Linked DNA regions of Homo sapiens: all the other regions are linked to region 5. Evidence: chromatin contacts called from ENCODE Hi-C or POLR2A ChIA-PET data. All regions are on one chromosome and are shown on one strand. Each heading gives the region's core, a stretch centred on a gene start or an enhancer-like site at or near the end of the contact. The rest is flanking DNA. Distances are from core to core; before and after follow the strand shown.

Evidence for each region. A loop is a pair of places that touch in the nucleus more often than their neighbours do. ChIA-PET counts read pairs that join two places held with the same protein, here RNA polymerase II (POLR2A). Pooled maps may share reads with other maps.
Region 1: a pooled map shows a loop between it and region 5 (1.9-fold over the local background). The contact joins the enhancer-like site here to the promoter of RBM3 in region 5. A Hi-C loop is called at or near these places in 1 of 50 pooled maps. POLR2A ChIA-PET finds 5 or more read pairs at or near these places in 2 of 52 experiments (B cell and WTC11).
Region 2: a map with no recorded cell type shows a loop between it and region 5 (10-fold over the local background). The contact joins the promoter of ARAF here to the promoter of RBM3 in region 5. A Hi-C loop is called at or near these places in 1 of 37 single-sample maps with no recorded cell type and 6 of 50 pooled maps. POLR2A ChIA-PET finds 5 or more read pairs at or near these places in 3 of 52 experiments (A549, Panc1 and activated B cell).
Region 3: a pooled map shows a loop between it and region 5 (4-fold over the local background). The contact joins the enhancer-like site here to the promoter of RBM3 in region 5. A Hi-C loop is called at or near these places in 2 of 50 pooled maps. POLR2A ChIA-PET finds 5 or more read pairs at or near these places in 3 of 52 experiments (A549, Panc1 and activated B cell).
Region 4: a loop to region 5 is called in a map of heart right ventricle, with 6 times the contacts of the local background. The contact joins the promoter of USP11 here to the promoter of RBM3 in region 5. A Hi-C loop is called at or near these places in 1 of 168 maps with a recorded cell type or tissue (heart right ventricle), 2 of 37 single-sample maps with no recorded cell type and 8 of 50 pooled maps. POLR2A ChIA-PET finds 5 or more read pairs at or near these places in 1 of 52 experiments (CD4-positive, alpha-beta T cell).

What each region holds. Positions count from the first base shown.
Region 1 is chrX:47,377,670-47,382,435 of GRCh38, reverse strand. All of the region lies in intron 1 of ZNF157 (zinc finger protein 157), which reads right to left. Among named protein-coding and RNA genes, the nearest start is that of SNORA11C, 8.6 kb to the left of the region's middle. RefSeq lists an enhancer at 801-1,300. Within about 2 kb of position 2,000, at least 5 of the 41 ENCODE cell types and tissues checked have a DNase peak (open chromatin) inside an H3K27ac peak, as active enhancers do; they include B cell, where a contact is called at or near this core.
Region 2 is chrX:47,559,150-47,563,772 of GRCh38, reverse strand. It overlaps ARAF (A-Raf proto-oncogene, serine/threonine kinase), which reads right to left and starts at 2,568. Exons shown (of 16, transcript NM_001654.5): 1 at 2,522-2,568; 2 at 710-864; 3 at 444-547. The coding sequence starts at 805. It overlaps LOC124905184 (a long non-coding RNA gene), which reads left to right and starts at 2,334. Exons shown (of 2, transcript XR_007068225.1): 1 at 2,334-2,689. RefSeq lists a silencer at 2,202-2,501.
Region 3 is chrX:47,539,954-47,544,708 of GRCh38, reverse strand. No RefSeq gene overlaps it. Among named protein-coding and RNA genes, the nearest start is that of ARAF, 19 kb to the left of the region's middle. RefSeq lists an enhancer at 3,225-3,519. Within about 2 kb of position 3,373, at least 18 of the 41 ENCODE cell types and tissues checked have a DNase peak (open chromatin) inside an H3K27ac peak, as active enhancers do.
Region 4 is chrX:47,231,539-47,236,316 of GRCh38, reverse strand. It overlaps USP11 (ubiquitin specific peptidase 11), which reads right to left and starts at 3,308. Exons shown (of 21, transcript NM_001371072.1): 1 at 3,098-3,308. The coding sequence starts at 3,273. RefSeq lists enhancers at 2,370-2,953, 3,379-3,428 and a cis regulatory region at 2,431-3,653.
Region 5 is chrX:48,571,033-48,575,914 of GRCh38, reverse strand. RBM3 (RNA binding motif protein 3) reads right to left here and starts at 1,431. Exons shown (of 7, transcript NM_006743.5): 1 at 1,342-1,431; 2 at 632-747; 3 at 248-354. The coding sequence starts at 734. RefSeq lists enhancers at 1,104-1,373, 357-1,556 and a cis regulatory region at 1,313-2,298.

The sequences.
Region 1 (4,766 bases), core at 751-3,250, 1.2 Mb after region 5:
AAGCCTGTAATCCCAGCTACTCGCAGGCTGAGGCAGGAGAATCGCTTGAACCCGGGAGGCAGAGGTTGCAGTGAGCTGAGATCACGCCACTGCACTCCAGCCTGGGCAACAGAGCGAGACTGCGTCTCAAAAAAAAAAAAAAAAAAAAAAAAAGTTCTGTTGAATTTCACCCTGGCAACGTAAATTGATAGCTTATCTTCACAGGTGCAGGATGACAAAGGACAGACAGAACTCAATGTCCTCCCTCTGCTCACCTGAGACAAATGGGTATCTGATTGCTTCCTCTGCCCTGTTGTTTCATTAGGCAGACTATTCTATCCCCTCTCACATGTAAATTATGTATTCAGTGAAAAGCTGATCAAAGACCCAAGAGAATGCAACCTTTTGTCTCTTATCTACCTGTTACCTGGAAGCCCCCACTTCAAGTTGTCCCGCCTTTCCGAACCGAATCAGTGGACATCTAACACATACCTTGGGCACCTGTTCTCAGTATCTCCTGAGTGCTGGTTTGGAATAAGTCTCTTCAAATATTTTACAGAATTTGACTCTTTCCGCTGACAGGGTAAACACACTTTACAGTGGCTTTGAGCAAGTCTGGCATGCTAGGTCTTCCCTCATGAATAACTTCTTGTGTTTTTGTGTGTCTGGCTCAAGTACAGCCATCTGTGATTGGTCACTATGAGCTGTGGGTCCTGCATCAACCCAGACATGCTCTTCCACTCTACAGCATTCAAAATCAAACATACTACCCCTATCATTTAGCTACTCTCACAATCCATTTCAGTAAAGGATTTTCTGGCACTATTAAGTGATTATAGTAAAGTCACAGGATACAGGCTTAATAAAAGTCAATTGTTTTCCTATATACCCGAAATGAACAATTGATATTTAAAATTAAAAACATAATACCATTTACGTTAGCACCAAAAAGATAAAATATACATAAACCTAACAAAATATGTAGAAGACATACATGAGGAAAATCAAACAAAATTTGACATGAAATATATCAGAATATATAAGTAAACAGAGAGATATTGCATGTTTATTGACAGAAATGTTAGAGTAATTAGGTAGTTAGGTAGTTAGACATGAGCAGAGCAGGAGAGCACCCCCCCTCAAACCCCACCAGGAGGTGATGGTCAGGCAGTTGTTAAAACTGTCTCTCTAAAATAATAATTGCTCCCTGCTCCTCCTCCTGCTCCTCTTCCTCCTGCTGCTCCTCCTCCTGCTGCTTCTCCTCCTCCTGCTCTTTCTCCTTCTGCTCTTCCTCCTTCTCTTTCTCCTCCTCCTCCTGCTCCTCCTCCTCCTGCTCTTTCTCCTTCTGCTCTTCCTCCTTCTCTTTCTCCTCCTCCTCCTGCTCCTCCTCCTCCTGCTCTTCCTCCTTCTCTTTCTCCTCCTCCTGCTCCTCCTCCTCCTGCTCCTCTTCCTCCTCCTCCTCCTTCTCTTTCTCCTCCTCCTCCTGCTCCTCCTTTTCTTTCTCCTGCTCCTCCTGTTCCTCCTCCTTCTCTTTCTCCTCCTCCTGCTCCTCCTTCTCTTTCTCCTCCTCCTGCTCCTCCTTCTCTTTCTCCTCCTCCTGCTCCTCTTCCTCCTCTTTCTCCTCCTCCTTTCTCTCCTGCTCATCCTCCTCCTCCTGCTTCTCCTGTTCCTCCTAAAAAAAAAAGAAAAATAATAATAAAAAAGAAAAATAATAATAATAAATAAAAATAATAATTGGTTGCAGCTGGCGCCAGGGAAAGGCAGTCTCTCAACAGATACCAAAAAACCTGAAACTGGTGATCAGCAGCTTCCCAATAAGATCTCAGGAGTTGGGCCAGTGGGCTCAAGACATGTGCACTACGATGCAAAATGGCCGAGTTTAACTGGTATATAACCTTCCTTTAGGAACACTCCGCTGGTAAGGGAAAAACTCCTCAAGTGAGCATGCGTAGAACTTCAGTAACCACAATGCGCATGCGGCCCCTTCTCAAGCGCTGACAAGCCACAGCACATGCGGACAGCCCACCCCAAGGTAAGAATCAAAGGAGGGGTAATATAGACCCAGGAAGCATAAAACCCCAAGTCAAAGTCAAACCGCACATTTGATCTCTGAAGTCGCCTGCTTGGCCCTCTTCCAAGTGTAGTTTGCTTCCTTTCATCCTTGCTCTAAAGCTTTTTAATAAACTTTCACTACTGCTCTAAAACTTGCCCTGGTCTCTCACTCTGTCTTATGCCCCTCAAATTCTTTTTTCTGAGGAGGCAAGAATTGAGGTTGCTGCAGACCCGTATGGATTCTCTGCTGCTAAAGGGAAGACTCAATACTGTTAACATGTCAATTGTCCCCACCTTGATCAGGAGATTCAACATAATCCCAATCAAATTCCCACCAAATTATTTTGTGGCTATCAACAAACTGATTCTAAAGTTTATATGGAAAGGCAAAAATCCAAAGTAGTCAACATAGTACTAAACAAGAACAAAGTCAGAGGACTGAGACCACCCAACTTCATGACTTACTATAAAACTAGACTAATCAAGACAGAGGTATTGGTGAAAGAATAGGCAAATAGATCAATGGAATAGAATAGAGAACCTAGAAATATATATACACACAAAAACAGCCAACTGATCATTGACAAAGGAGCAAAAGAAATTCGGTGAAGAAATAAGTCTTTTCAACAAATGGTGCTGGAACAACTGGACATCCATATGCAAAAAAAAAAAAAAAAAAAGCATCTAGACACAGTCCTTATATGTTTCACAAAAATTAACTCAAAACTGGGAGGCCAAGGCAGTGCATCACTTGAGGTCAAGAGTTCGATACCAGCCTGGCCAACATGGTGAAACCCCATCTCTACTAAAAATACAAAAATTAGTCGGTTGTGGTGGTGTGCACCTGTAGTCCCATCTGCTCCAGGGGCTGAGGCAGAATTGCTTGAACCCAGGAGGCAGAGGTTGCAGTGAGCCGAGATCGCACCACCGCACTCCAGCCTGGGTGACAAAGGCTGGAGTGCAGACCCTGTCTCAAAAAAAAAAAAAAAAATTAACTCAAAATGGATTATAGATCTCTATGTAAAATGAAAAACTATAAAATTTCTATAAGATAACAAAGAAGAAAATCCAAGTAACCTTGGGTTTGGTGATGAGTTTTTAAATACAACACCAGCCAAGTGCAGTGGCTCATGCCTGTAATCACAGCACTTTAGGAGGCTGAGGTGGGTGGATCGCTTGAGCCCAGGCGTTCAAGACCAGCCTGGGCAACCTAGTGAGACCCCATCTCTATAAAAATATATATGTATATGAATACAACACCAAAAGTATGACCTGTGAAAGAAAAAAAAAACAGTACGTTGTGCATTATTAAAATTAGAAACTTCTCTTCTGTGAAAGACGCTGATGACAGAATAGACAAGCCACAGACTGGGAGAAAATATTTGCAAAACACTTATCTCATAAAGGACTTGTATTGAAACTACCGTTGTAAAATTATAATGAGAAAATTATTACAGTGAAAGAGATCCAACCTAAACCAACTCCGTCTTGCTTCTAACCTCCAAACTACCCTTGTTCATTCCTGGGCACAGACCAAACTAACTTTGAGAGGAACTTAGTTTTTTTTTTGAGACAGTCTGGCACCGTCGCCCAGGCTGGAGTGCAGTGGCACGATCTCGGCTCACTGCTACCTCCGCTTCCTGGGTTCAAGCGATTCTCCTGCCTCAGCCTCCCGAGTAGCTGAGATTACAGGTGCAGGCCACCACGCCCAGCTAATTTTTATAATTTTGTAGAGACGAGGTTTCACCATGTTGGCCAGGCTGGTCTCAAACTTCTGACCTCAGGTGATCTGCCTGCGTCGGCCTAAGTGCTGGGATTACAGGCATGAGCCACCGCGCCCAGCGTGAGAGGAACTTGGCTTATAGTTTAACGTTGAAACAAAGAGGATAACAGCCCTTTCCCAAAACAAACCCCCTTCCTGCCTGGGGATTAGACTGCCTTTGTAGGACTAAGAAATTAGCCACAAGATTAGAAGTAATGATTTAGGAGTCATGCAACTAGAGACTACAAAATTCTGACTCTAGCCAAATTGTTCCTGGGAATAACATCACAATTGTAAAACCTAAGATTAGTGCTTGAGATATTTTGCAGACTCTGCACTTAATTGATCAGTTGGGACCACCCAGATCCGTAAACTGGCTCGATCTGGTCTTGTGGCCCCCACCCAGGCACTGACTCAGCACAAGAGGACAGCTTCAACTCCTATGATTTGATCCATGACCTGACCAATCAGCACTTCTAACTCACTGGCCCCTACCCACCAAATTATCGTTAAAAACTCCGATCCCCAACTTTTCAGGGAGACTGATTTGAGTAATAATAAAAATTCCAGTCTCCCGTACAGCTGGCTCTGCGTGAATTATTCTTTCTCTAGTGCAGTTCCCCTGTCTTAATATCAGCTCTGTCTAGGCAGCGGGCAAGGGGAACCCATTGGGAGGTTACAGTATCCAAAACGTACAAAGAACTATTAAACTCAACAATAAGAAAACAAACTACTCAATTAAAAAGTGGGCAAAAGATCTGAAAAGATGACCTCATCAAAGACATTCAGATGGTAAATAAGCATATAAAAAGGTCCTCAACATCATGTCACTAGAGAATTGCAAATTAAAACAAGGAGATAGGATCACACACCTATTAGAATGTGGTTTTTTTTAAAAAAAAAAAAAAAAAGGCTGGGCATGGTGGCTCACACCTGTAATCCCAGCACTTTGGGAGGCTGAGGCGGGAGGATC
Region 2 (4,623 bases), core at 1,319-3,818, 1.0 Mb after region 5:
GCAAAAAGGTAAAAGTTCTTGACTTAAAAGAAAATCATATGCTGAGGTTGCTGAGATCTACTGTAAGAAAGAATCTTCCATCTTTGGAATTGTGAAGAAGGAAAAATAAATTCATGCTAGTTTTGATGTCATACCTCAAACTGCAAAAGTGATGGCCGGAGTGCATGATACGTGCTTAGTTAAGACGGAAAAGGCATTACATTTATGGGTAGAAGACAAGAATAGAAACATGTTCCGACTGATAGCAATTGGGTTCGGTACTATCTATGGTTTCAAGCATCCACTGGGGGTCTTGGAACATGTACCCTGCAGATAAGGGGGGACTAAAGACTAAGGGAAGACTAATGGAAGACTCTGTGATAAAGTACAGAAGGAATCAAATGACTGAGGAGGGGATGGGAGGTGGGACACCCAGTGGGTGGGCGTGGGGCTGCCACACTCACCCCTTGATGAGTCGGTAGACCACACAGCAGTCCTGATTTAGACCCCGCACCTTCAGGGCCTTGTCTAGAGAGTCGTAGACACTCATGCCATCCCGGACAGTCACCTGTGTGTATGTGCAGATGTAGGGGTCCTCAATGCCCAACAGAAGCGCAGCTGATGTTCCCATCCTTCTGCAAAGGCCTCCCCCAACCGTTGTCACCCTTTTGATCCCAGAGTTACAACTGGGTCCATCCACAGCCCCTGCCATTTCGCTTCCATGACTCACCACCGTGCGTTGCTTGTTGGGCAGGTATACTTTGACGGTGCCCACTGCCCGGGATGGCTCGGCCCCATTGGCAGGGGGGCCCCGTGGTGGCTCCATGGAGCCTTAGATTTTGTCAAGATGGGCTGAGGTGGGGCTGGGCAGGTGCCATGGGGCTCCTACAAGAAGGCAGACAAGAATTCAGAGGTCCAATAATGATAGTCTAGAAGCAAAGTGGCAGGGGACAAAATAAAATTCAAAGTCCAGGCTCCTGTCGCCCCCTGCAGCCTAATTTTCACACGACAGTCCAAGAGATCCTGCTCACATCTGAAGTCCTTCCAGTTCCTTCTCTGCTCAGGCCCTCCTGTTGCTTGTCTCACTCTTGAGTGCCAAGGTCTCAGCTTCACTGCACAGGGTTGCGGGGGAGAGAACAGGGAAGGGGGACAGAGCATACTGTCTTGGAGGGTAGAGGAGCACACAAGACTCTGTGCTGGGGACCAATGGGGAAGTCAGTACACACTGCACTGAGCCGTCAGGTACATAAGAAGCACGAACAGAATGTCCTGGGTTTTTTTTTTTTTTTTTTCTGTTTTTTTTTTTTTCTGACAGAGTTTCGCTCTTGTTGCCCAGGCTGGAGTGCAATGGCATGGTCTCAGCTCACTGCAACCTCCACCTCCCAAGTTGAAGCCATTCTCCCGCCTCAGCCTCCTGAGTAGCTGGAACTACAGGCGTGTGCCACCACGCCCGGCTAATTTTTTGTATTTTTAGTAGAGACGGGGTTTCACCATGTTGGCCAGGCTGGTCTCGAACTCCTGACCTCAGATGATCCACCCGCCTCAGCCTCCCAAAGTGTCCTGGTTTTTTAACAGAGAACGGGGGAAATGCCAGTTACTGTGGTGAGGGAGGAGTCGCAGGCACGGTGATGGGAAAGAGAGGATTATCAGATACTGCCCTTAGTTTGGGGAAGATGGAGGTTGCACCAAACATGTCCTTAAAGGGCACTGTGGACATCCCTAAGCCCTGGGGTGTAATGTTGATGTTAGGACCACAGACACCGTTGTTAGGTGGCTAATGGAAGTCCCAAGCCTCTATGATGAGGAATTCATGGGGGGGGGGGGTCACTACATACTATGCGGAAGGGAGATGTAACAGGCGTCACTAGGGACTGTAATGGGGAGAAGGGTGGAAATGGAAATGACCAGACATTGAGCCGAACTGGGGAGGTAATGGTGGACCACCAGACATTGTCATAGCAAAAGGAGAAGGAAGGTATGGTGTTGCGGGGAGAAAAATGGAGGTAAAGAGGGAGCTCCAAAATTCTCCTTGACAACCTGTGAGGGGTCACAGGCATATTACTGGTCTAAACTGAATGAGGGATCATGGAAGGCGGTTACAGAGGCGAGAATCCTGACATTCTCCCGGCGGGGGCGGTCAGACACTGATCCAGAATAAGGAAACCGGGGAGTGAACCGCGTTTCCACACACTCCCCGCAGTTGGTAAGGAAAGGTCATTGGACACCTTAGCGGGGGTTAAGACGGAATCCCGGCACCACTCGGTCGGGTCCCGCCTACCAAAGGGCTTCCGGCTCTGCGCAGGCGCACCACCACTAGCAGCGGGCGAAACCATCACCCGCAGCCTTGCCCGCCTATTCCTGTTACCCACCCCACCCCCGCTGTCGACGATGGTCTCGCCCCGGGTCAAACCACTCCTCCGGTTCCGGGCAGGGAACGCCGGGGCCCAGGCGCAGCCATCCTGGAGCTGAGCTTTCGGTCCGGGCTCCCTGCCCGTGCCCGGCAGCCGCTCCAGAAACCGAGCCCTCCCGGGCCCGCCCTCACCTGTCACGCCGCTACAGCCGCCGCCGTCTCCATCTTGGGCCTCTCTTCTTGTTTCCTCACAGAGTCCGCCTCCGTCGCCTCTCGGACTCTCGTTATTGGCTCTGCGGGACTCAGCCTTCCACCCTTATTGGGTCAGGGTCACGTCTGTCAAGGCAAGACCAACGGAATGTGAGTCGTGTTCCGGATTAGGAGGGGCCGCCTGAAACGTCAAGATCTGGGGCAAGCGCTCGTCCTGACTCGCGCAGGCGCAGTTGAGGCAAGACCTGCGTGCCTAGGGCTTTAACCCCAACAGTGGCATAGACGTATAAAGCAGAACACAGGTCATTTGGGGCTGACCTTAGGGCTTTGGCATCTGGGCGGAGAAATCCTTAAGTACCCTTTTTGGGCCAGTGCCCTAAGCACCCTTTTATGATTTTCCCGTGTCTCAGTTTTTACCATCTTTGAAATGGGTTGGAATCAGAACCAATGATCGGCGATGTTCACCAGCTCTAGGAGACTGTAGTTCATAGCCTTTGAGGACAGCGGGTCTCTGGTGTGGCGGGGGCTGGGGGACTGGGCCTAGGAGGGGCGGCCTGCTGTCTGGGAGGCTTCCTTTAGGAATGGGGTTGATTAGGACTATGAAAAACTAGTCACAGGTGGCCAGGTGAAGAGGGAAGTGCGGACCTGGAAGGGAGCACGATGCCAGTCAATGTGTGGAGGTATTGTGGGGTAAACACAAATTTTTAAAGATCGAATTTTCCCTGGTGTCAAAAGAGAAAGACGTCTCTCTTAGAGCATTTCCTTTAGAAAACTTGTAACTGTAAAATTTTCTCTGTCCCTTTGAGATGTATGTAAGTCCTTTTAAAAGCTAAATCTCTTGCCAGTTTTACATCCCCGGAATGTTTTTCTTAAGAGCCTTGTAGCCATCTCTTTGAAATGTAAACATCAATGAAAATAGCACCCCTGTCTTTCCCTGTCTTCGTGGGAATTTGATCTGCGTGCCTGGCTTCAAGTTATTACCTGCTTGTCATAGAGATATGAGTTTTCGTTTTCCTTTGGATAAAGGCAATTAACTAACACAGATAGCCACCCTAATTACCAGGTGAATTTGGGATGAAGTATGTGTACCAAATGGTGCCGTCAAGTTTCTTGAGCACAAGTTATTGTTTGAGAATATGTTTGTAATGGGCTGTATCTGCCTGCTACATAAACGGATGAGATTTCTTTCTGTCTTTGAAACCTCTTTAGCAGATTGTTTGTGATGTGCATCACAGTCTGGTGTAATGCTTATTCAGTTATAAAACTTTCCATTCCTGCCGGGTGCGGTGACTGATGCCTGTAATCCCAGCACTTTGGGAGGCCAAGGCGGGCGGATCACTTGAGGCCAGGAGTTCGAGACCAGCCTGGCCAACATGGCAAAACCCCGTCTTTACTAAAAATGCAAAAAAAAAAAGTCAGCTGGGCGCGGTGGCGCGCGCCTGTAATCCCAGCTACCTAGAATGCTGAGGCAGGAGAATCACTTGAACCCAGGAGACAGAGATTGCAGTGAGCTGAGATCACGCCACTTGCCACTTGCACTCCAGCCTGGGTGACAGAGTGACCCTGTCTCAATAAAACAAAAAACAAAAAAAAACTTTTCATTCTTGTCTACTTTGTGGAGAGGATTCATTGGGTTGGCACGAGATTCTCTTTTTAATTATTTCCCCAACACCATGAATGGCCTGTTGTGTTTCAAGTGACTGCATTCTCCTGTTTGGAGATTTAGCATCCTTTGGCAATGTAATGGGAAAGATCAGAGGAAGGTCATAGGTGAGGGGGGGCCTCAACATATTTCAATCTGTATTTATCACATGGCTTTCTCTGTCTATAAGAAGGAAGACAGAAGTTCTGCCTACTGGCCTCCCATATAATTTCCATTTCCCAACTCCCCTTTTCTTTTCTTTTCTTTTCTTTCTTTTTTTTTTTTTTTTTTTTTTTTGAGACAGAGCCTTGCTCTGTCACCCAGGCTGGAGTACAGTGGCAAGATCTTGGCTCACTGCAACCTCCGCCTCCTGGGTTCAAGTGATTCTCCTGCCTCAGCCTCCTGAGTAGCTGGGACTACAGGCGCCCACGACCATGCCTGG
Region 3 (4,755 bases), core at 2,124-4,623, 1.0 Mb after region 5:
TCGCCCAGGCTGGAGTGCAGTAGCGTGATCTTGGCTCACCACAACCTCCGCCTCCTGGGTTCAAGCGATTCTCCTGCCTCAGCCTCCCCAGTAGCTGGGACTACAGGCGCCCACCACCATGCCCGGCTAATTTTTTTGTGTTTTTGTATTTGTATTATTTTGTATTTGTAGAGATGGGATTTCACTATGTTGGCCAGGCTGGTCTTGAACTCCTGACCTCATGATCCGTCCACCTCGGCCTCCCAAAGTGGTGGAATTACAGGCGTGAACCACAGCGCCCGGCCCATCTATGCAATATTCTAAGCCCACCCCTCACAGGTCCTAAAGTAAGAATCCAAATAGAAGCCACACACCACATATATTAATATTTACAAATTATTAATAAAACTAAAAATTTCCATCCCTTCCCTGGAACCCCAAGCAACCACCAATTATTTATTTATTATAGAGATGGAGTCTCACTATGTTGCCCAGGCTGGTCTTGAAGTCTTGGCCTCAAGTGATCCTTCCGCCTCAGCCTCCCAAAATGCTGGGATTACAGGCATGAGCCATCATGCCCAGCCAACCACTGATCTTTTATTCCCTCATCAGTTTCACCTTTTCCAGAAATGTCATATACTTGGAATCACAGTATGTAACCTTTTAAACTGGCTTCTTTCACTTAACAATATTCATTTAAATATCACCTGAGTCTTTTCATGGCTTAATAGCTAATTTCTTCTTTTTATTTTAGAACATCTTAAATTTTTAATCCTTATTTACAGGTTACCTCGACCACTTCTGATTGAGAAAACTAGCAGCCAAGTGCAATGGCTCACGCCTGTAATCCCAGCAATTTGGGAGGCCAAGGTGGAAGGATTGCTTGAGCCCAGGAGTTCAAGACCAGCCTGCACAACAGAGTGAGATCCCGTCTCTACAAAAAAATTAAAAATTAGCTGGGTGTGGTGGTTGCCCGCCTGCGGTCCCAGCTACTTGAGAAGCTGAGGTGAGATCTCTTGAGCCCAGGAGGTTGAGGCTGCGGTGAGCTGTGATCACACCCCTGCACCCCAGTCTGGATGACACAGGGAGACTATCTCTAAACAAAAGCATACAGGGTAAAATTTTAGCAAGTGAGGAATCTGGATAGAGGATATACAGTTCTTTGTTCTATTCTTACAAGTTTTCTGTTTGAAATTATTTCAAAATAAGCATTTTATTTTATTATTTATTTATTTATTTAGAGGCAGAGTCTCGCTTTGTCGCCCAGGCTGGAGTGCAATGGCTCAATCTTGGCTCACCGCAACCTCCGCCTCCTGGGTTCAAGCAGTTCTCCTGTCTCAGCCTCCAAAGCAGCTAGGATTACAGGCACACGCCACCACGCCTGGCTAATTTTTGTATTTTTAGTAGAGATGGGGTTTCACCATATTAGCCAGGGTGGTCTCGATCTCCTGACCTCGTGATCCACCCACCTCAGCCTCCCAAAGTGCTGGGATTACAGGCGTGAGCCACCGCGCCCAGCCTTATTTTATTTTATTTTATTTTTATTTTTTTGAGACAAAGTCTCGCTCTGTCGCTCAGGCTGGAGTGCAGTGGTGCGATCTTGGCTTACTGCAACCTCCACCATCTGGGTTTAAGAGATCCTTGTGCCTCAGCCTCCCAAGTAGCTGGGACTACAGGCACCTGCCACCATGCCTGGCTAATTTTTGTATTTTTAGTAGAGACGGGGTTTCACCATGTTGGCCAGGCTGGTCTCAAACTCCTGACCTCAAGTGATCCACCCGCCTCAGCCTCCCAAAGTGCTGGGATTACAGGCGTGAGCCACCGCGCTCAGCACAAAATAAGCATTTTAAAATGCAAAACAAAATATGGTGGAAAAGAGAAGAAATCCCCTATCTTGGAACTAAAGAATGCCTACAAACATACTTATTCTGTATGTCTACATATATGTACATAGGACTTCCATGTCAGCAGGTTTGGCTCAAGGGTTTCCTGGCCCTTCCTTGTACTCACAGTTTAGAGAAGCCCTCCGTGTCTGCAATGGGTTTGATGACTGGGCCCATCCACGGGTACTGAGGAAGGCAATGCCCAGAGGGCAGAGGCCAGTTAAGGTCCAAGGAGATGAGGTCTCCCTGAAGAATAGTTGGAGGACTAAAGAATGAGTGGGGCTTAGCCAAGTGACAGCTGGGGTTGGAGTGATAGTAACAGTTCCAGTTTCCTAAGAAGAGGGGCTTGTGATCTAGATGAGGTCCCTTTTTCTTCGGAGGGTTGGGGAGTTCATGGTATGAAAAGTATCTGAATCTCTAAATATTTGTGGAATAAATGGGTAAATGATCCTTTCATTCAAAATATACTTTAATGACAGAAAGTCATCAGACAGGGTCTTCTCTTCCTTGAAATCAAGATAAAAATAACGGCACTTCATGGTGCAGTGTTTTTCATTTCTTTCTGGAAAAGATATCTGTACCCTCTGCACATAAGTGGGTGCTTCTACTTTTTGGCTACAAGGGTTAAAATGATCAGTTATATATATATAGGCTAAATAAATTACTTTCTTGTATATTATTTTACACATAAGCACCCACTTATGTTCTAAAAATTCTTTTAATACAGATTTTTAAAAATTGCTCCAAGTGTTTTTAATCTTTTTGATGGGCATATATTTACTTCCTGTCTCTTGCCTTTTTGTTGTTGTTTGTTTGTTTGTTTTGAGACAGACTGGAGTGCAGTGGCGCGATCTCGGCTCACTGCAACCACCGCCTCCCGGGTTCAAGCAATTTTCGTTCCTCAGCCTCCCGAGTAGCTGGGATTACAGGCGCCCGACACCACACCCAGCTAAGTTTCGTATTTTTGTAGAGAGAGGGTTTCACCATGTTGGCCAGGCTGGTCCCGAACTCCTGACCTCAAATAATCCACCCACCTTGGCCTCCCAAAGTGCTGGGATTAAAGGCATGAGCCACCACACCCAGCCGCTTTTTCAAACTATATTTTCTCTTTCTGAAAAGAGAATATTCAAAATAAAAGAAACACGATAATGGTGTAAAATCTGGGAAATTAAAGAATGGAGTGAAATAAGCCATAATCTCTTTAGTAGTAATCATGGTTTACCATTGTGATATATTCCTTTTTAATGCATTTTCCTCTGAAGGCTTTATATGTCTCTATATCTTTTAAATACATTTTAAAATGAGAATAGGAATCTGAGGGGAATAAAAGCTGTAATATAAAATACGCGCAGGCTCATTCACATGATGGAAATGTTTTCCAGAGCCACTGGGTATTCTTAGAAACCATTTCTACCGCCGCCTAGACTAAAAGGAAGTGCAGACACCGTCAGTTGTTAGCTGACCGGCTGCAACTGGAACCTGAGAGCCCTTTGGCTGGAGTGTGGGAGGAGAGGAATTCTCGTTCCTGATTTGCTGATTGGTGTCTGCAGTGTCTTCTGTGTATGCCTGACTGTGGCTCAGAATACAGGGCCCTCTGCTGGGCTATGTGGAAAATTCCATCCAGGGAATTTTCTGGAAAGAACCGAGCCATGGAGAATGTAGGGGAAATATTCTAAGAACTAAAGAAAACAACTAAGTACTCATTTGACTTGATACAAGTTGGAAACTGCTTGGCAGATACAATATTGACGTGGTCAAATTAGAAAGCTCACCCCCCACACACACATCCACCCTCCTTTTTGTTATAAACATCTGAGATGTACTGCTGTGTGAAGTTTATTTTTAAAAGTTAATGACTAAAATGGGCCGGGCACAGTGGCTCACGCCTGTAATCCCAGCACTGTGTGAGGCTGAGGTGGGTGGTGGTGCACACCAGTCATACCAGCTACTCGAGAGGTTGAGAGGTAAGAGAATTGCTTGAACCCTGGAGGCGGAGGTTTTAGTGAGCTGAGATCGTGCCACTGCACTGCATCCTGCTAGACAGAGCGAGACTCTCTTAAAAAGAAAAAAAAGAGTTAGTGACTCAAATGGTACACTTTTATCATCACTCTGGAAAGCAAAACTGTGTAATTTTAAATATTCATACGTTTATTATCTTCAAAATCTAAATGAACTTTTGTTTTTTATTTGTTTTTATTATTATTATTATTATTATTTTGGGACAAGATCTCGCTCTGTCACCTAGACTGGAGTGCAGTGGCGCTATCATAGCTCACTGCAGGCTTGAACTCACAGGCTCAAGCCATCCTCTCACCTCATCATCCCCCCCACCAACTGCAGCCCCACCACCACCTCAGCTCCCCCACCAGTAGCTGGGACTACAGGCGTGCACCACCATGCCTGGCTAATATTTTTTATTATCTTTGTAAAGACGAGGATCTCCCTATGTTGCCCAGGCTGGTCCCAGACTCCTGGGCTCAAGTCATCTTCTGTCCTTGGTCTCCCAAAGTGCTGGGATACACCCATGAGCCACCGCACCCAGCCTGTTTTTTTTTTTAAATATTAAACTTCCTATCCACCTGGAGTAGTGTAAACTTGTTCTGTGATTTGGCAGTTTTCTTCTCAGAATCACTTGTCTCTAGCCACATGTTGGAGCAGAGAATGTCATGAAACCATTGGTTTAGGTGCTGGGTGTAGGCTCATTCTTTGCTCCTCATATAACCTAGTTAGTTAAGATATTAACAAAAGAGAAGAGGGTAATATCTAAATATAGACTTTTATATAATGAGATACTAATACATCCATTAAAACAAATGCACTCACTTGGAAAGATGCCATTATTTTACTGCCAAGTGAATAAAAATAGCTTGCAGAGCAGTAAGTACTCACTGAT
Region 4 (4,778 bases), core at 2,059-4,558, 1.3 Mb after region 5:
ACAGCAATAAAGAACCTTGAGATGCTTTGCTCTTACTAGAGAAGCATTAACAAAGTGGAGTTTAGCAAAAATGCTTCATGATAATACCCATGACAGCAGAGACAAACCGGCTTCAACACTGAACCAACACTGGTGTGGTAATTTTTTTAATGAGGTGAAATTCACATAACATAACATTAACCATCTTAAAGTGAACAATTCAGCGGCATTTAGAACATTCACAATGTTGTACAACCACAACCTCTCCCTAGTTCCAAAATATTTCATCATCCCAAAAGAAAACCCAGTACTGGTGGGGTAATTTTAAAGCGTATTATCAAGGATGACAGGATGTCATGTCCTACCAGTGACACAATCACAAGGCTACAAAGGTAGGAAGAGGCAAGGATCAAAGCCTCAAGGCCCTTTTGAACATCTTCAAATGAGTTACAAAACACTGTGGTTATTTTGTTTATTCTCAGGATGAAATGAGGCTTTTTCTTGCTGGAAAAGTGTGACGTAATGGCAGAAAAACACGGCTTGGGTTTGTATTCCCGATTTGGAAAATCTCAACTCATCTCCCCAGTAACAGAGATACACATTTCACTGGTGTGGTTATTAAAGAACTCTGTAGTGAGTAAACCTCACTCGAAAAAGCCCTAAGGTTAGATGTGTTTGAGGAACAGCAAGAGTCCAATATGGCCGGCCTGGATGGAGACAGGGAGGGAGTGCGTAATCAGAGGAGAGATATGGGAAGACATCAGAATGCAAGCAGGAGACCAGCTTCATAAAGGCTTGCAATTCATTGTAAGGATTTTAGCATCTACGCTGCAAGAGATGGGAAGCTGTTAAGAGTATTTTGAGGAATGGCTGGACATGATACATGTTTTAAAAATAATTACTGCATATGTAAAGAGGAAAATGGTACCTTTACAGTTGAGAAAGCTGGCCAACACTACCATAACCAAGTGATCAAGGTTAACATCACCAATGATGCCATGTGGATACCATGTATTACCCGATGCGAAGATAAGGGCTCACAGTATGCATCCAGTAGAATTTTATATATATGTATTCCATATATGTATAAAGTGAAAGCTTAGACAATACATACCGCTTAGGGATGCATACAGCTGTGGTAAAACATTAAAGAAAAGGAAGAGACTGTTAACTCAAAATTCAGGATAACAGTTTCCCATGGAGCAAGGAGGGGAATTTCCATCTGGGAGGGGCACAGAAGGATTTCTTAAGACAGTGTTCTGAATCTTAACATGGATGGTGAATTCACACGTTTTTATTTATTATTTAATTTTTAAACTTTGAAATAGATTGAGAAAAATGGCAAAAATAATACAGAGAATCCCCATATGTCCTTCATCCAGATTCTCCAAATCTAATATTTTACTCATTTGCTCAATCGTTGTTTCTTTACATGCATTTTTTGGTATTTTTATTTATTTTAAAATGGACAAAAATTGCATATATTTAGAGTGTACAGCATGAAGTTTTGACTTATGTATACATTGTGGAATGACTAAGTCAAGGCAATTAACACATCCATTACGTCACATACTTATTTTTTGGGGGGTGGTAGAACATGTAAAATCTTCTCTCAGTAATTTTCAAGTATACAATGAATTTATTAACTATAGTTGTACAATAGATCTGAACTTATTTTTCTTGTCTAACTGAAATGTTGTATCCTTTGACCAACATCTCCCCAATTTTATTTCCCCTCGCCATATATAAATTTATATATGCTAATTTTTCAGGCATTTGAGAATAAACTGCTTACACGATGCGTTCTTATCCCTAAATTTTTCAGTATTTCCTATAAACAAGGATATTATTTTTCACAGCCACAATGATCACAATTATTAGTAGTACTAGTATCTACCCACTTTAATAAAATTTCACCGACGTTTCCATTGCCTTTTACAGTAAAAGAGACAAAAATAATCTTATGATAAAAAATTGATTTTTAAAATAATTTTTTTTTCTGTTCCAGGATCCAATCGAGGATCACATGTTGCATTTAGTTATCATGACTCGTTAAATTGCATTAATTCCTTCAATTTGGAACAGTTCTTCAGCCTTTGTCTTTCATGATCCTGACATTTTTGAAGAGTGTAGGCCGTTTATTTTAACAGGATGTCCGTCAATCTGGGCTGCGTAAATGTTTTATATAATCTTTTTAAGTCTTACGTATTTCACAATTAAAAAACGAGATGCAACTCGGCGAGAAATAAAATGAACTCAGAAGCAGTAAATTTCAAGAAGGACTGTTTAGCAAGAAATCAGTAAAACAAGCCGATTTATCAAAATTCTATTTTTTAAAAAAACGACTTTTTCTTGATTCTAAAAACAAAACAGTACCAACACAGAAAACCAATTAAACATGGAAGGCCCCTCCGGTGCTAATCACCTGCACGTTCTCTCGACTCGGGAAGGCTTCCGCCAGAATCAAAAACCACGGCGCGTCATAAACTTTGCTTATTCGCAGGCGCCATTTTCTGCCTCATAGGCACCACCTCCCCTCCACTGTCGTCCCTCGGCCTCAGAGCACGCCCCTCAGCTCACGTCACCAACCTAACCTCGTTCCCAGGCTCCAGGCTCCTCCCCCCTCCCCCACGGAGGTCCCCGCTCCCTCCCTCGGACCGTTCGGCTCCATCCCGCTCTTCTGCTGACGTCACAAAGCTCGCCTCGTTCCCAGCCGCCCCGGAGCAATCGGAAACCGCTCCTCGCCCCCAAAAGTTGCATTACGCAGCGCAGGCCGCGCCCCCGCCTTATGTAGCAGAACCCACCTTCTTCCCAGGTTCCTACGCAGTTTCACTACGCAGGCCCGGCCCCACCTCCAGGACCGAAACTGGTCTCATCACAACAAACCCCATTTTGTTCTCAGGCGTCAGACTGCACCACACAGGCCCCGCCCCTTTTCCAGACGTTGCGATTCATTCAAAGGCACTTCCCCGCCCCTTTAGCCCGCTGTCCCGCCGGCCACTCCCCCGCCCCCGCACCCCGCAGCAGCTTTCCCGCGGCCCTCGGCCGCCGAATCCCCAGCGGTTGTCAATGCCCCCACCGTTCCCTCTGCCGAGGCTCCACCGCAGCCCAGCCTCACCAGCTTTCGCCGGCCCGCAGTGGACGTTCTCGCCCACTCTCGCCGTTTTCTATCTGGCGCCACTGGCTGTCCAGGCCTGGCAGCTCCTCGTGCTGTGGCTCTCTATCCTCAGTCACCGCCGCTGCCGCCGCCACAGCCGCCGCAGCAGCAGCTGGATTTGCTGCGACCGTCGCCATCGCCGTCCGTTCTCTTCTACAGCCAACGCAGCTGTGCGAGATTGGAAGACGCCCCTCAACAGCCACTTCCGGATTCTGGTCCCGGAAACGGAAGCAGAGCCCCCCAAACAGTCGCGGGGCTACTGCCATATTGGAAATGGCCCCGTGCACAGACGCGTCGAAGGGCTAGGTGGGGTAAAATCTTCAGTGGGAACCAAGAAAGACAAAAGTGCCTTGTGGGGTCCTAACGCCCTGTAGACTTAGGGCACAGGTGGCATGGAAAGTGGAGGCTGAGGTTCCCGAGGTGGGCTAGGACTCCTACCCTGGGAGCAGTGTTTTTGTTAGCCTGATCAGAATGCCCTTCATTGTACCATCAAAACCCAATGCAAAAGAGGTTTCCACCTCCAGAGACCCACCGAGGCCTGCGGGCTGTTGTTTCTCTTCCTGAACTAGATTTATTCACTAGACAAGGTGTTGAAGACAAGTTAGCCCCAGGCCCTATGTTTGTTGGAGTCATAGCAATCATAACTAAACTAGCTGTCCGCCCAGTTTAAGTGCTTTATTGGACTAAAATAGTAGCCTCAGGCAGCAGGTACTGTCCTTGTCACCCATGGGTAACAATGGGGACGCTGAGTACCAGAAACGTCCCTCAGCTAATTAGTGGTGGAGCTGCAGTTTAGACTTGAGAAATCTGGTTTCAGAGCTGTGACCTTAAACACCAGGCCAAACATTCTCCAACCGTGTGGTCCCAGTGGTCCCAGCCTGTCTACCGGTCCAAAAATCCTCTTGGGGTTTCACAAAATGAAAACTATTTTCACAATACTTTTTCACTCTCATTCTCTCAGGGGTGTACAGTGTGATTATCCAGAGGCTTCTGAATCCAGAGGCTATATGACATAAGCAAAAACTCTTTTGAATATCTTAAACTTTTAAGAACATAAAGGAATCCCGAGACCCAAAGTTTGAGAACCCTTGGACTAGGCCAGGGTCTCTCAACCTCAGCACTGTCATTTCTTTGTTGTGGGCATTGCAGGATATGTAGCAGCATCCCTGGCCTCTACCTACTAGATACCAAGTAGTACCCCTCAGGACAACCAAGTATCTCCAGACATTACCAAATGTCCTTTGGGGGAAAAATGTCTCTGGTTGAGAACCACTGCTCTAGGCTATGCTATTCTTTCCTCTGCTGGGGCTGCCAGCCCCGTTGATGATGACTTTAATTTCGAACCTCCCTTCCCCCTCACAATTTCATAATTTACCTATTTTCAGTTAATCTCTGCGGGGCAGGGATTGTGTCTTTATTACTGTGATTCCAGCCCCCAGCCCAGACCTGGCATAGATGAGGGGTCACAAACTCAGTTGTGTAAGCTCTGGGTGAGGAAAGGGAGCAGGCCTTTCACTTAAGGGTCCCCAAAGAAAGTGGCATTTGAGTTGAGTCAGACACATGGCAGATAGCTGCTCTTCAAGCCCAGTTGAATCTTGTCAGATTCTCTGAATTGATTCTCCCCATTGCCCCTCTGCAGACT
Region 5 (4,882 bases), core at 182-2,681:
CAAGGCAGGTCAACCATCCACAGGTGGCTTCTCGGCCTCATGCAGGACCAGTCGTCGCCTCCCAGGCGGCCAGGCTCTGTCTGCCGCTGCCCTCCACCCCCTAGAACAAAAGGCAGTCATGCTCCTGTGAGTGGGCACTGCGGGGCTTGGTGGCCACGCTGCCCCGAGCAGACACAGAGGGAAAAACAAAAAGAATGAAGGAAGCCGCAGATGGGGACAAGGTCCCTCTGCAGATAGGAGGCCCCACCTCTCCGTTCATGGCTCTCATGGCAACTGAAGCATGCTCTGGGTTGGTGAAGGTGATGAAACCAAAACCCCTGGACCGCTGAGTCTCCCGGTCCTTGACAACGACCACTGTGAGAGGGAGAGAAGATGGAGCAATGTGGACCAGTCAGTACCCCAAAGGTTAAGTAGCAAAGGGTGGCCGGAAAAGGAGATGGCATAGGTAGGGAAAACGGAGCGCTCCCACTAATCCCAAAGACGCTTCCCCTCATCCTTAGTCTACACCATAGGCTTAGGAAGAAAAAGAATTTGGAGGCGTGGGTCCTAACTTTTCAGTTAATACTCCTTGAAATGCAAGGATCCCAGACTTTCTCTCACCAACCCCCATTGTGAGTATGGCCCGTCTCACCCTCAGAGATAGGTCCGAAACTGCTGAAGTGGTCTTCCAGTGCCTGCTCGTCGGTGTTAAAGTTGAGCCCTCCCACGAAGAGCTTTCCTTCTTCAGAGGACATGGCAGTTCAAGTCCTGTGGGAAGAACATGAAGAATGGTGGCAGGAAGGAGAAAGAAAATGGAGATGTGAGAAAATAGCGAGACGGAAAGCAGAGAAAAAGCACAGAAAATAGACAAGAAAGAGGAACAAAATATGGGTAACTACAGAAAAGCTGAGAAAGGCGGCCAATAAGGTGGTAATCTGAGGAGCTGGCTCAGCGCAGCCACCATTAGGGGGCCACATTGCGCATGCTCTCACATTCATAGCCGCCACGCCCGTCATTTTGTGCCACTGCGCAAGCCCAGAACATCCCTGCGTTCCCTTAACGCCGGCAGAACAAGATGGCGGCGGCCACGTGGGATAAGGAAAGTAAGTGTCGGCTGTCGCGTGGTCACTGCCACCACCGACGCCACCAGTCCCTCCCGGTAGGCCTCACACTCAGATACAGCGCGCCGGCCTCCCACCAACCGAAATGTTTCACCTCCAAGCACGGGACCCGCCCGTCCCAGAGAAAGCCAAGCCTACGTGTCAGTGGCCATTACTCTCCCCACTCGCTATTCCCCGGTCACGGCCGGCGCGGCGCGTGTGTGGCGAGGAGCCGCCGTTTCGCAGGACATATGCAACTTACCTGGAAATTAAAACGTAAAAAACCCGGACGAACAGCGAGCTCGGAGGAGCACAAAAAACAGGGACGGGGCTGCGCCGGAAGACGATTGATAAAGAGTACGTAGCGAGAACGTCCCGGAACGTTCCCCTTGCGCGTCCCGGCGTGCGTGCTGATTGGCTGAGGCCAGCAGGAGCGGAGTGGTGGGGAGAGGAAGGGACAGCAAAGCGAAGGGAGCAGTGTTCTCCGCGAAATGGGGTGTTTCCGGAAATGGGGTGTTTCCGGAAATGGGGTCGACTTTTGAACAGCTGGTGCACCCTAAACGTCAGCATCCCCCCCACAACCGGCTGAGCTGCCTTTATCCCTTCCACAAAGGAACCTTCTCAATCTCATACTACTTGCTGTCCCTGACATCATCCTCCCGTCCTTGCCATCATTTCCCCCGCTGGATCGGATGTCTTCCTCACCATCGTAGTCGTCTTCCTCTAGGTCCCTGCCATTCTCTGATGTTAACCTCCTTCACCTTCTAGTTCTTTAACCTCATACCCTTTAAAGGCCTGACATTTTATCCCCCACCGTCACTGATGTCATCACCCTTCACAGTCCATGATGTCAGACCCAACGTTTTAAGGTTTGACCCTGACTCCTACTCTTTCTCCTCTGTGCTCAACATCTAGCCGCCTGTCATGGGACCCTTTTCCCTGGCGTCATTCCATCTCATCTCTGACTTCAGCCCTCACCCTTGTCTGACTGCTGGCGTGAAGCCAGCCCCTTAATTTTCTCACCAATAGACTGCCTGAGATGGCTTTTACAAAACAGGATGCTGGCCGGGCGCGGTGGCTCACGCCTGTATTCCCAGCACTTTGGGAGGCCAAAGCGGGCGGTTCACGAGTTCAGGAGTTCGAGACCTGCATGGCCAACATGGTGAAACCCCATCTCTACTAAAAATACAAAAAAAAAAAAAAAAAAAAAAAAAGAAAAAAAAAATTAGCTGGGTGTGGTGGCACGTGCCTGTAGTCCCACCTACTCGGGAGGCTGAGGCTGGAAAATCGCTTGAACCCGGGAGGCGGAGGTTGCAGTGAGCCGAGACCACGCCATTGCACTCCAGCCTGGGTGAAAACAAAACAAAACAAAAGAGGATGCTACGATCTTCAGAGGTTGTAAATCCCAATCCATAGAGCAATTTTTGCTCTCTTCGAAAGTAACTGAGCCCTTGCCGGGCGCAGTGGCTCATGCCTGTAATCCCAGCACTTTGGGAGGCCGAAGTGGGCAGATCACAAGGTCAGGAGTTCAAGACTACCCTGGCCAATATGGTGAAACCCTGTCTCTACTAACAATACAAAAAAAAAAAAAAATTAGCCGGGCGTGGTGGTAGGCACCTGTAGTCCCAGCTACTCAGGAGGCTGAGGCGGGATAATCGCTTGAACCCGGGAGGTGGAGGTTGCAGTGAGCTGAGATCATGCCACTGCACTCCAGCTTGGGCGACAGAGCAAGACTCAGTCTCAAAAAAAAAAAAAAAGTAACTGAGCCCTTGATTCACAGAAGGGACTTTCGCAATACACAATAGACTTATCCCAATCAAGTAGTGTCTGAGCCCACTGTTCACAATTTAGTCTTCAGTGTCTTGGCCACCTTTACAATAAATGGATTTGACAGATTTTTCACTTCTGAGCGCCACATCAACGAAGAATAAGTTAGTTTGCCCTCAGAGGCTAAATTTCTTATCCATAGAATGAATTTGCCCAACACAGACCAAATTTGCTAACATACAGAATACAGTACATCCATATTCCTGTTGGGGTAATTCCCATATTTATCTTCCTGTTATTGTCAGGGATTCCTCACATAGTCTAATTATTAATCCCTTAGGTGTTGGAAATAGCCTCTCCAGCTCTGGCATTTGTGTTATTAACTTTGTAAGCAGTAAACTTAGTTGAATAAAGATCCATAATTTTGATATAATCATTTTTCCCCCTATGTTCTGTGCTTTTTTCTGAGACGGAGTCTCACTCTGTCGCTCAGGCTGGAGTGCAGTGGCATGATCTCAGCTCACTGCAACCTCCGCCTCCCAGGTTCAAGTGATTCTCCTGCTTTAGTCTCCTGAGTAGCTGGGATTACGGGCATGTGCCACTATGCCCAGCTAATTTTTGTATTTTTAGTAGAGATGAGGTTTCACCATGTTGTTCAGGCTGTTCTCAAACTCCTGACTTCATGATCCGCCTGCCTCGGCCTCCCAAAGTGCTGGGATTACAGGCGTGAGCCACCACGCCCGGCCTGGTCTGTGCTTTTAAAGAAATCATTCTCTTTCCCAGGTCACAAAATGTTCCCCTACAGTTTCTTTCTTTCTTTCTTTTTTTTTTTTTTTGACAGAGTTTCGCTCTTGTTGCCCAGGCTGGAGTGCAATGGCACTATCTCGGCTCACTGCAACCTCCGCCTCCTGGGTTCAAGCAATTCTCCTGCCTCAGCCTGCTGCGTAGCTAGGATTACAGGTGTGTGCCACCACACCTGGCTAATTTTTGCATTTTTAGTAGAGACAGGTTTTTGCCATGTTGGCCAGGCTGGTCTTGAACTCCTGGCCTCAAGTGATTCGCCTGCCTCGGCCTCCCAAAGTGCTGGGATTACAGGCATGAGCCACCGCACCCGGCCACATTTAGGTCTTTAATCCATGTAGAGTTCGTCCTTGTATATGGTGTGAGATAGAGCTCCAATTTTATTTTTCTCTGTGTCATGAGCCAGATGCCCCATCACCATCTATTAAGCAATCTGTCCCATCCCTGTGTGTGTTTTACCACCTCTATCATGTATCAAGTTCCATAGATATATGGGTCTGTCTCTGAGGTGGTTTGTTGCTGGTTTTGTTGTTATTGTTGTTTTTAAGAGATGAGCCCAGGCTGACTCCTGGCCTCAAGCATTCTCCCCAACTCAGCCTCCTGAGTAACTGGGATTACAGGGGAGCACTATTGTACCTGACTTCTGAGCTTTTTTTTTTTTTTTGACAGAGTCTCACTCTGTCGCCAGGCTGGAGTGCAGTGGCGCGATCTTGGCTCACTGCAACCTCCGCCTCCTGGGTTCAAGTGATTTTCCTGCCTCAGCCTCCTGAGTAGCTGGGACTACAGGCGCGTGCAACCACGCCCAGCTAATTTTTGTATTTTTAGTAGAGATGGGGTTTCACCATGTTGGCCAGGATGGTCTTTTTTTTTGAGACGGAGTCTCGCTCTGTCGCTCAGGCTGGAGTGCAGTGGCGCGATCTCGGCTCACTGTAAGCTCTGCCTTCCAGGTTCACGCCTCAGCCTCCCGAGTAGCTGGGACTACAGGCGCCTGCTACCGCACCCAGCCAATTTTTTTTTTTTGTATTTTTTAGTAGAGGCGGGGTTTCACCGTGGTCTGGATCTCCTGACCTTGTGATCTGCCCACCTCGGCCTCCAAAAGTGCTGGTATTACAGGTGTGAGCCACCGTGCCCGGCCTTCTCTTCTAATTGGTCTACTTCTTAGCTCTTGGGCCAATATAGGTTTGTTGTTGTTTTTTTTTTCCCTTTTATTACTAACACCTTTAATATGTCTTAAT